Regions from separate parts of the Homo sapiens genome. Here region 2 is linked to region 1. Evidence: chromatin loops called from intact Hi-C (ENCODE). Cell type or tissue: PC-3. All regions are shown on one strand. Links, peaks and the distances in the headings refer to the core of each region. The heading gives the core; the rest is flanking DNA.

Region 1 (4,402 bases), core at 118-4,117:
CTGAGGCCTCCCCAGCCATGGGGAACTGTGAATCAATTAAACCTCTTTCCTTTATAAATTACCCAGTCTCAGATAGTATCTTTATAGCAGTGTGAGAACAGAGTGATAGTGTCTCAGTTCGAGTACAGATGAGCTGGATGTCATAATAATATAAATTCTGACATACTGTCTGTGCTTGAGTTCTGACAACGCCAATTCCTAGTTGCATTATTTTGGACAGAAAATGATTTATGTCCCACTCTGTTTCCTCATCTGTAAAATGCTAACAACAATGGTAACTGCTTTGCACTGTTTCTGTAAACATGATCAAATAATGTATACAATGTATATAATGCTCAGTAAAATGCCTGACATTTGTAAACTCAATTTATGCTAGCTAATAATTTGGTTGAGATCAATCAAGCATTAGACTTATGAAGATTTATACATTTGTTCTGCAAAGCCATCTATCTGCTTGTTATTTCTATCTAATATTCTGCGTAAATTACTTCCAGTCAATGTCATTGTTTCTATCTGTGAAGAATTAAAAGAGTGATAGGAACAAGGATAAACAACAAGTTGTTTTGGCATTCTTACAAACGGGCTTTCATTTTTGATTTGCTTTCCTGTTCCAGGAATTTGTTTATTTGCAAAAGACAAAAATAAAAGCTACTAAGGGCTTCATGCCATGCAATCAGAGGAAAACTTGGCATGGCTTTGAAACTTTGTGATCAAAGCACTTGGGAAAACATGTTAGGGGTACCCAAGAATATTTGGTTTTGTGATGGGTTACATGTGACGTTAAAGAGCTTTAATTTAGAGGCACAAATTGGCATAGACTAGAGAAAAATATAACATATTCAAAGGTACCTGATTGCTCTTAGTTGTCGTTACATGAGGTTATTACCACCACTGACCTTCAATCATAATCAGCTTCACATATATAGTAAAGAGTTGGACAATTAAGAATCCTCATGGTAAGAGAGAACTTTTGGAGTCACAAATCCTTGAGTCTTCTCCATTTCTGCCACCTGCTTGGTGGCCACCATCTTGGACAAGCTGGTTAACATCTATAAGAATTGATTTCCTCATCTGATATATTTGTATAATAACATTGATCTCAGGGCTTTTGAAAGCATTAAATATATATAAAGCCCAGCATGGTGGCTCACACCTACAGTCCTACCTACTGGGAGTATGTGATTATGGAGTATCCATTGTGTGACGTAAAAGTATGTGTGTCTTATAGTAAAGTGCTCCATAATCACATACTTTATTTTTCATGTGTTCATATGTTCATATATATCACTTGTTATAAAACACATCTTAAGTCCATTATGAAGCTTATATCTACCTTAAACAATGCATGCTTGTATATAATAATTTTTAAAAAGAAAAAAATATAAATAATAGAAAGGCTGGAACAACAAATGAATACAGGAATGATGCTAATATAAAAATACAAACCCTAAATTTTCTTTATATATTTTGAGGGTAAGCTAGTTTCAGATTTTTCTCTAAGGTTTTGTAGGAAGAGAAAAATTGGTCACACTAACGCCATTTTAAAATATGCCCCCATCTGTAAGAGGCAGAGCCACCTGAGGTGAAAAGGTAAACGGCTTGTGTAAGATTTGGCTGAAAGTCCAGAAATTAACTCAAGTCCTGGAACATGTCCTGGGACACTCCCCCGGAACGATTGTTCAAGTCCTGGAGTACGTTTCGGAACGCTGCTCCCGGAACACCGCTCCTGGAGCGATTGTTTCAATGTTGCTTGCTCGGAATGGCCCTCCTGAGCAAACAACAGACGGTGCTCAAAGTAACAACTGGACTTAATAAAAGGAGCTTACACGAAGGAGGAGCTGAAGGCTGCTGTGGTCGTGTGCTGGGGGCTGCCCCAGCTCCAGCTGCAGGACCCCGGCCGTCTGCCTTCCGACTCCGGTGATGATTCTTCCTGCGGTCTGGTGAGCTTTGGTTACATGTTGTCTTCTATTGTTAGTTCTTTTATACCTACTTAAGACCTGCTTTTGCTGTGATATTTGCTCACTTTTTTTTTCTTTTTTTTTTCGAGATGGAGTCTCACTCTGTCACCCAGGCTGGAGGGCAGTGGTGCAATCTCGGCTCACTGCAGTCTCCGCCTCCAGGTTCCAGCAATTCTCCTGTCTCAGCTTCCCAAGTAGCTGGGATTACAGGCATGCGCCACCACACCCGGCTAATTTTTGTATTTTTAGTAGAGTGAACTATGTTGACCAGTCTGGTCTCGAACTCCCGACCCTAAGGTGATCCGCCCCCCGGGGCCTCCCAAAGTGCTGAGATTATAGGCGTGAGCCACCGCGCCTGGCCTTGCTTAACGACTGCAGGCTCCCGGGCATCTCCCTTCAGACTCCCGTGATAGGGCTTCCTGTGGTATTATGAGCTTCCGGTTACATTTTACTGAGCTTTGGTTACATTTTGTTTTCTCTTGTTATAAGGCTAATTTTCTATTGCTATTTGCTTAAAGTAATAAAGTTTTAGTTTACCCCTCCCTCCCACTTGAGTGTTCGGCTGTCCTTCTGACACCATCTTGAAACAGGTTTATTCAAAGATAAAAAAGGCAGTACGAACTCTGCAATAATTCACAGAGCCCATTACATAATGTAAAACAACCAGTCAGTGAAAGCAAAACTCTTCATTCGTTACTGAGACTCCTACTTGTGAAGCTGCTGGGGAGGTGACGGGAGGACAACTGGCTGCACCCCTCAAACACTGCTCTGGCAGCCCAGTCCCCACAGCTCCGTTTCTGAGCCCTGGCGTCCACTACTGTCTGGCCTATGGGCAGTACGCTCCTCAGTTTGGTTTCCCTCTCTTCTGCCCACACCTTGGTAATTAGACCTGCATTAATTAGCTTCCACTGTGTTATGCCGAGATAAAAACTACCCCCACATTTTAGTGTCTTTTAACAATAGTTTTTCACTTACATTGTGTGGAAATCACCGGAGGTTGGTGGCAGCTCTGCTCCACCTGTCTCATCTTGAAGAGGATGAGTCCAGACTGAAGATGCAGCCCGTATGTGGAATATGCCACTTCTGAGGCAGACAGGAAGAACCTGAGAGCTGCCAGAAACAAGCAGCCCTCTTAAAGCTTTCATTCGCACTTTGGGAGGCCGAGGCGGGCGGGTCACGAGGTCAGGACATCAAGACCATCCTGGCTAACATGGTGAAACCCCGTCTCTACTAACAATACAAAAAAACAAAAACAAACAAAAAAAAATTAGCCGGGCATGATGGCAGGCGCCTGTGGTCCCGCGTACTCGGGAGGCTGAGGCAGGAGAATGGCGTGAACCCGGGAGGCGGAGCTTGCAGTGAGCCGAGATCGCGCCACTGCACTCCAGCCTGGGACACAGAGCGAGACTCCGTCTGGAAAAAAAAAAAAAAAAAAAAAAGCTTTCATTCAGCTCTGACATCTCCTGTCCCATGTCATGAGTGTGTCAGGGTGTAGTGCAAGCTGCCAAACGTGCTTCTCCCAAAAGAAGGCCTCTTGAGGGACAGAACTCTGGGTTGTGGTTGGAGGGTGTGTATCGGTGAGAGGATGGTGGATGTGTAATTCCCTTACAGGAAAGGGGACTGCTGCTCACCGGGAATGGTAATATAATCTGCAGCCTTTTAAAACTTTGCTCAACTTTCTTAATCAGAATCACTTGTCTCCTAGCATTCTGACCTTTACATTGTTTAGGGGAGAAAGAAAACAGATACTCCAGTTGAGGAGGGATGATATTCAGTGACAAAACCTTGGCAATAAAAATATTGACAAAATGAACATTCATACAATTTTTAAAATGTAAACAAAATGTTTCAAAAATATGTATTATTGTTTGCTATATTCCCTCTTTAAACTATCATGACTTCTTAAATTATCTTACCAGTACCTACCTATTTACTGCACGCTTTACAGAAGAGGAGTCTTTCTAAGGCTGTGTATACATTTGCCACAGAACCAAATGGGTTTGTTTACTGTTAGTTTTATATATTCCTCTAGGTCATTAATTTTATACAAGATTCAAGAGTATTTATTTGTGTTGGTAAACCGTAATCCATAATTCTCATTTATTTATTTATTGTAGAGACAGAATCTCATTACGTTGCCCAGGCTGGTCTCAGACACCTGGGCTCAGGCAGTCCTCCTGCCTAGGCTTCCCAAAGTGCTGGATTAGACATGAGCCACTGCACCTGGCCCATAATCCATCAATCATTGCACCAATCTACTATACCAGCCCTTTTGGTTATTTCTATTTTTTTTTTACTATTGTAATTTCACTATGCATTTGTCAAATTATTTTCCTTTTTTTTAAAGTCACATCAAGATTTCAAATCTTATCTCTTTTAAATCTCTTGCTAGTTAGCATTAATGGCCATCCAGAAAAAATACCAATTTTTATTTTCTTTAGGGG
Region 2 (4,402 bases), core at 144-4,143, 150 kb before region 1:
TTGATTGATTCCTTTTATTCTGTTTTACCTCCTGATATGGTTTGACTGGGTCCCCACCCAAATCTCATCTTGAATTCTCACATGTTGTAGGAGGGACCCCATGGGAGGTAACTGAATCATGGGGCAGGTCTTTCCTGTGCTGTTCTTGTGACACTGAATAAGTCTCACAAGATCTGATGGTATTATAAGGGGGGGTTTCCCTGCACAAGCTCTCTCTTCGCCTGCCACCATCCACATAAGATGTGACTTGCTTCTCTTTGCCTTCCGCCATGATTGTGAGGCCTCCCCAGCCACGTGGAACTGTAAGTTCATGAAACCTCTTGTTTTGTAAATTGCCCAGTTTCAGATGTCTTTATCAGCAGTGTAAAATTGGATTAATATACCTTCTCTCAATTTTAATTAGTTTTACTTTTAAATTGTTATAGTGTTACTGTTTTTCTCTCCCACCTATACTTTTAATGTCTTAAAAGCCAGGAAAGACCCCCTTATATGCACTCTTCCACACAGCAGTGATATTGATGCCTTAAATATTTATGGAACTTCATTTATGGAAAACAGAAGAAAGAAAATGTGGATTTCTAACAGCTCTTTAGGAGACTACTTCCTTTATTCACAGAAAGTAAAGGCATTAATAACTTTTCAGCCTTTGTGTGGCTAATTTTTTAGTTTTTTTGCAGTTTATTCAGGGAAAAGTTACTATTAAAAAAACAGATCAAAATCTGTTTTGTTATTCAGCTGTGGGGTTGAGGTTTAAATTTGCTACTTTCTGGAATGTACTTGAGTGGAAAGCCAAGGTATAGCTTGGTATCTCAAAGTTAATGCAACCTCATTTTTTTCTCAGTGAGGATAAATTAATAAAACTCTAGATATGGAGTATTTTTGGACTTCCGTTTGTAGAGGACAGATTTAGTTCAGAAATGGACACAATAACCAAATAACTACTAGGCGAATCACAGCTATTAAGAATTTTTTAAAAGATAGGAGGGTTCAGATAGGAAGTGAGACTAAGGTCTTGAGCTAAGGAACTCAGTTTTATATTGTCTCTTATTCACTCTAATACCATTACCTACAAGGTGCTAAGAACACAATAGTTTCTAGATTGAGCACATACTACAACCTGTAAGAAGAGATGGATGCTGAAAAGACCAGTTATATGAAAACAGCTGAAGACCTGAATTAAGGCTTTCATGATAGCAGTAGAAAGAAGGTGACAGATGGAAGAAACATTCAGAAAACCAAACAATTCAAGTGAGAAATGAAAAGGCTGATTCAAGTATGATTCCGAGGTTGCAGGCTTGAGTAACTGAATATTTTAACCAGAATTGATCCTCTTAATAGAATGAAAAACAAAACAAGATAGAGATTTTGGGGCTACAAAAACAGAAAGTTGAGTTAGGAAAATATTTAGTTTGAGGTTCCTTATTTTTCTTACATATTGTGACATTAATTTGAATTCATCATTTTAATTTTTTTAGTCCTTTTCAAATATCAGTTTTTCCTTCTGATTTCTGAGTTAATATTCCTACGTTCTATTATTATTGATGATGATAAATGTGAGAAACGGGACTGCATTAAAATGATCCTTCCTTGTGTTCCTACTTTATATGACAACATTCTACATGACAGTCGCATTATTTATGTTAATCTTACACATGTATTACACTGTGACTTTGCAGATGAGAAGTTCAGAGTGATTAATAGTGGAACCTAGGTCTTTATGAAATATACCATTTCTAAGGTCAATCATCCTAGTAAATATATCTAAACACTTTTCATAACCAATGAGATGCTGTAAAAACCTAATGGTAGACAGGAAGAGTCTCAATGTTTTAAGGATAAGAATTTGAGGCATGCAGAATACTCCTTCTGGTTAAATATATTTTATCTCCTTTCAAGTACATTTAATATCTTCTCCATTTCTTTCAGCTTTTACGAGCTGTCAAAATGCTGCCCACCTCTGCTGAGGAGGCCACAGGATGAATTGTGCATTCATGTTGTAAACCACTTAGAGCTTTCTGGGTAGAGTAACTGTTACCACTTGAGGGCATCCTGTCATTATGTTCTGTAATAGTCCTGAACTTCTAAATTCACCTCAAAACCATGGCTCTCTGACAGAAGAGACTAAGAAAAAGAGAGAAAAAGATCTTTGCCGGAAATGCTGAGGCAGCAATGAAAATGATAATTTACCATGCTAAATTGGTGTTTCCTGGAGTACTAGGTCAGTGAAGACTGTATTTCAGGAAATGCTAAGTCAACAGAAGAGGATAAGTGACACAGATAGAAGTTGATGGAATCTTCCTGGCAGGGACCAAAATAGGAACTCAGACACACCAAATGTTCTAAAAGTTCAAAAGGTTTTGGCCAATCAAAGGAGGAATCTGCATTCGAAGTTTCCTGAGTAGAGAAGCAAGAAAAACATCATTCTAACAGCATTTCTTAATATAAAGGTGGCAGTGGTTCTACTTTGAACCTATCAGCTATGGGAATGATATTGAAAATGAATGGCACATCAGGTTGGAAAATTTTAATTGATAGTTTAAACCTGGACATTAGGATTTTTCTTTCCTAGGTTTTCAACAGAGATGATCAAACAAATGCTTTAAAATATGTGCAAATATGTCTGAAAATTTATAATTGCTATTATGATTCAATAAATCTTTCTCCAGTGTTGAATACTAAATAAACATTATTCATGATAATTATGATGACATAATTGCCTTTGGTATTCATCTGTGATTTCAGGAAAAAAACTAACAAATAGATACTAGGAAAAGAGAAATATTTTGTCCTGAAGAAGAAATTATGATTAAAATTAGGGTGAAGTATATAAAGCTATACTTGAAAATATTAAACCAGTAGATTTTACTGATCCAACACAATCTATAGTTTTTGGCAGGCTCAAAGTACTTGTTATAATCTGTAAGTTTATAGTTCATCCAAGTTCTCAATTTTTCTAGCAGTCCATTACAGAATTAGAGTGAATAGTAATGATTTGTTGTACCAAATTACCTTTAATTTGTTGGGAGGGTAGTGGATATGAGATGACATATTTATGAATACAGCACAGGTACCAAGCCTATTTCCTGTATTTGAAGGAAATTGAACTTTTTTCTATTACATTGATGTAGGATGCTGCATATAGTGTAAAGCAGAGAGGATATGTTTTCAATGAGGAAGTCCAACTCAGAAGCAGTCTTAAAGCAATTATTTTTATTTATAATATAAAATATAACTCTTAAGTGAGCAGAGTTAATTATACGCACAGAAAAACTGGTTATTCTTAGGAAATTTGGTTCAATACCATTCCTGACAGTTTTTAAATGAAGGGATCATGAGTACTAGGTTTTTGTTTTTTTGGTTGTTGCTTTTTACGTTTGCTTTTTTCTCATGGTTTAATCCTTAGCAACAGTGGCTGCTTTTAGGTTATTAGCAGCCACATCAGGTCAACAAAGGAAAGAGCTATGTCAAGTAGTTATTAGTTTAGGACCTGTGTTCTTTAACACACTGTCATGATTGCTTTAGTATGACAAGATAGCGTCTTTAAAAGATCTAGAAATAAACTTTTCTCATTAAAGGCAAACTATCAATTCTCTCAACCAGAAACATTTGGCAGGGTTTGTCCAAGACCAAGCTGCACAATTCAAGTTTAGTCTTGGATTTCTATTCAAAATGAAGTTGAAGTTCCACACACACAGTCAAAATAATCCCCTGGGTCCAGAAACAGAGTCTATGACAGGTTGGATAAAATAAAAATTCCAAGTTTGGATTTCCCTGATAGCTTCAGGATGACAGAAAGCTCTAGGGGTAGGAGACTAGAAAAAAAGTCCGTTAGGGAGTTAAAGTCATTTATTGCAGCAAAACCACCGAGGGATAAAAAAAGAAAAAAGAAGAAAATAGAATTCTGGTGAGGTCTAGTTTGTAGTCAGTTTCAAACAAATCATGTGTGTATGTGATGTATAGTAAATAACTACCCTAAATTGATTTCCTTATGGGGAAAAAAAGTTGCCATCCAATAGATTTAAAAAGTATTATCAGAAAAAATGCCAGAGGAGATCATTACTATAAAATTTCCAATCATCTTATAAATGCAGGATAAAAAGCAGCTGATAGCAGGGCTAACTTCTTATTCATCTCAGCAACAAGCTGTTCCTGTTCCGTGAAATGGAGTGAAATGAATGCCATGGCCTTTTTAAGCGGCACAGGGGATCTATTTATTGGGAGAAGAGATTTGCTGAATAACCATAAAATGCAGAGATAATTTTAGAAGTCAGCTAACAGCTTTGATGTGGAGACCCTCAGAATCCACCTGTCCATAATATCTATTCCTCCTCCAGCAGGCATCTCATTTATTGGAAATCATTTTTCTCATCATCGTCACCTAAAGTGTCTGTCCATTTCCAAA

Evidence for each region. Hi-C counts contacts between places; a loop is a spot of excess contacts. Peaks named below come from ENCODE experiments on the same cell type or tissue, not always from the same donor. Only the 100,000 strongest peaks of a DNase experiment are listed, where the experiment ranks them.
Region 2: it touches region 1 in a loop (5-fold over the local background); 1 of 110 quality-filtered maps calls a loop at or near these places.

What each region holds. Positions count from the first base shown.
Region 1 is chr4:19,453,713-19,458,114 of GRCh38, forward strand. It overlaps LINC02438 (long intergenic non-protein coding RNA 2438), which reads right to left and starts at 3,278. Exons shown (of 3, transcript XR_001741605.2): 1 at 2,934-3,278. LOC105374511 (a long non-coding RNA gene) reads left to right here and starts at 1,706. Exons shown (of 5, transcript NR_188379.1): 1 at 1,706-1,940. In PC-3, for the core only: no CTCF peak of the experiment used is centred there; a DNase peak (open chromatin) is centred at 1,679; H3K4me3 peaks cover 3,222 bases; H3K27ac peaks cover 2,150 bases.
Region 2 is chr4:19,307,447-19,311,848 of GRCh38, forward strand. All of the region lies in intron 2 of LINC02438 (long intergenic non-protein coding RNA 2438), which reads right to left. Among named protein-coding and RNA genes, the nearest start is that of LINC02438, 150 kb to the right of the region's middle. In PC-3, for the core only: a CTCF peak has its summit at 2,041 (motif pointing right); no DNase peak of the experiment used is centred there.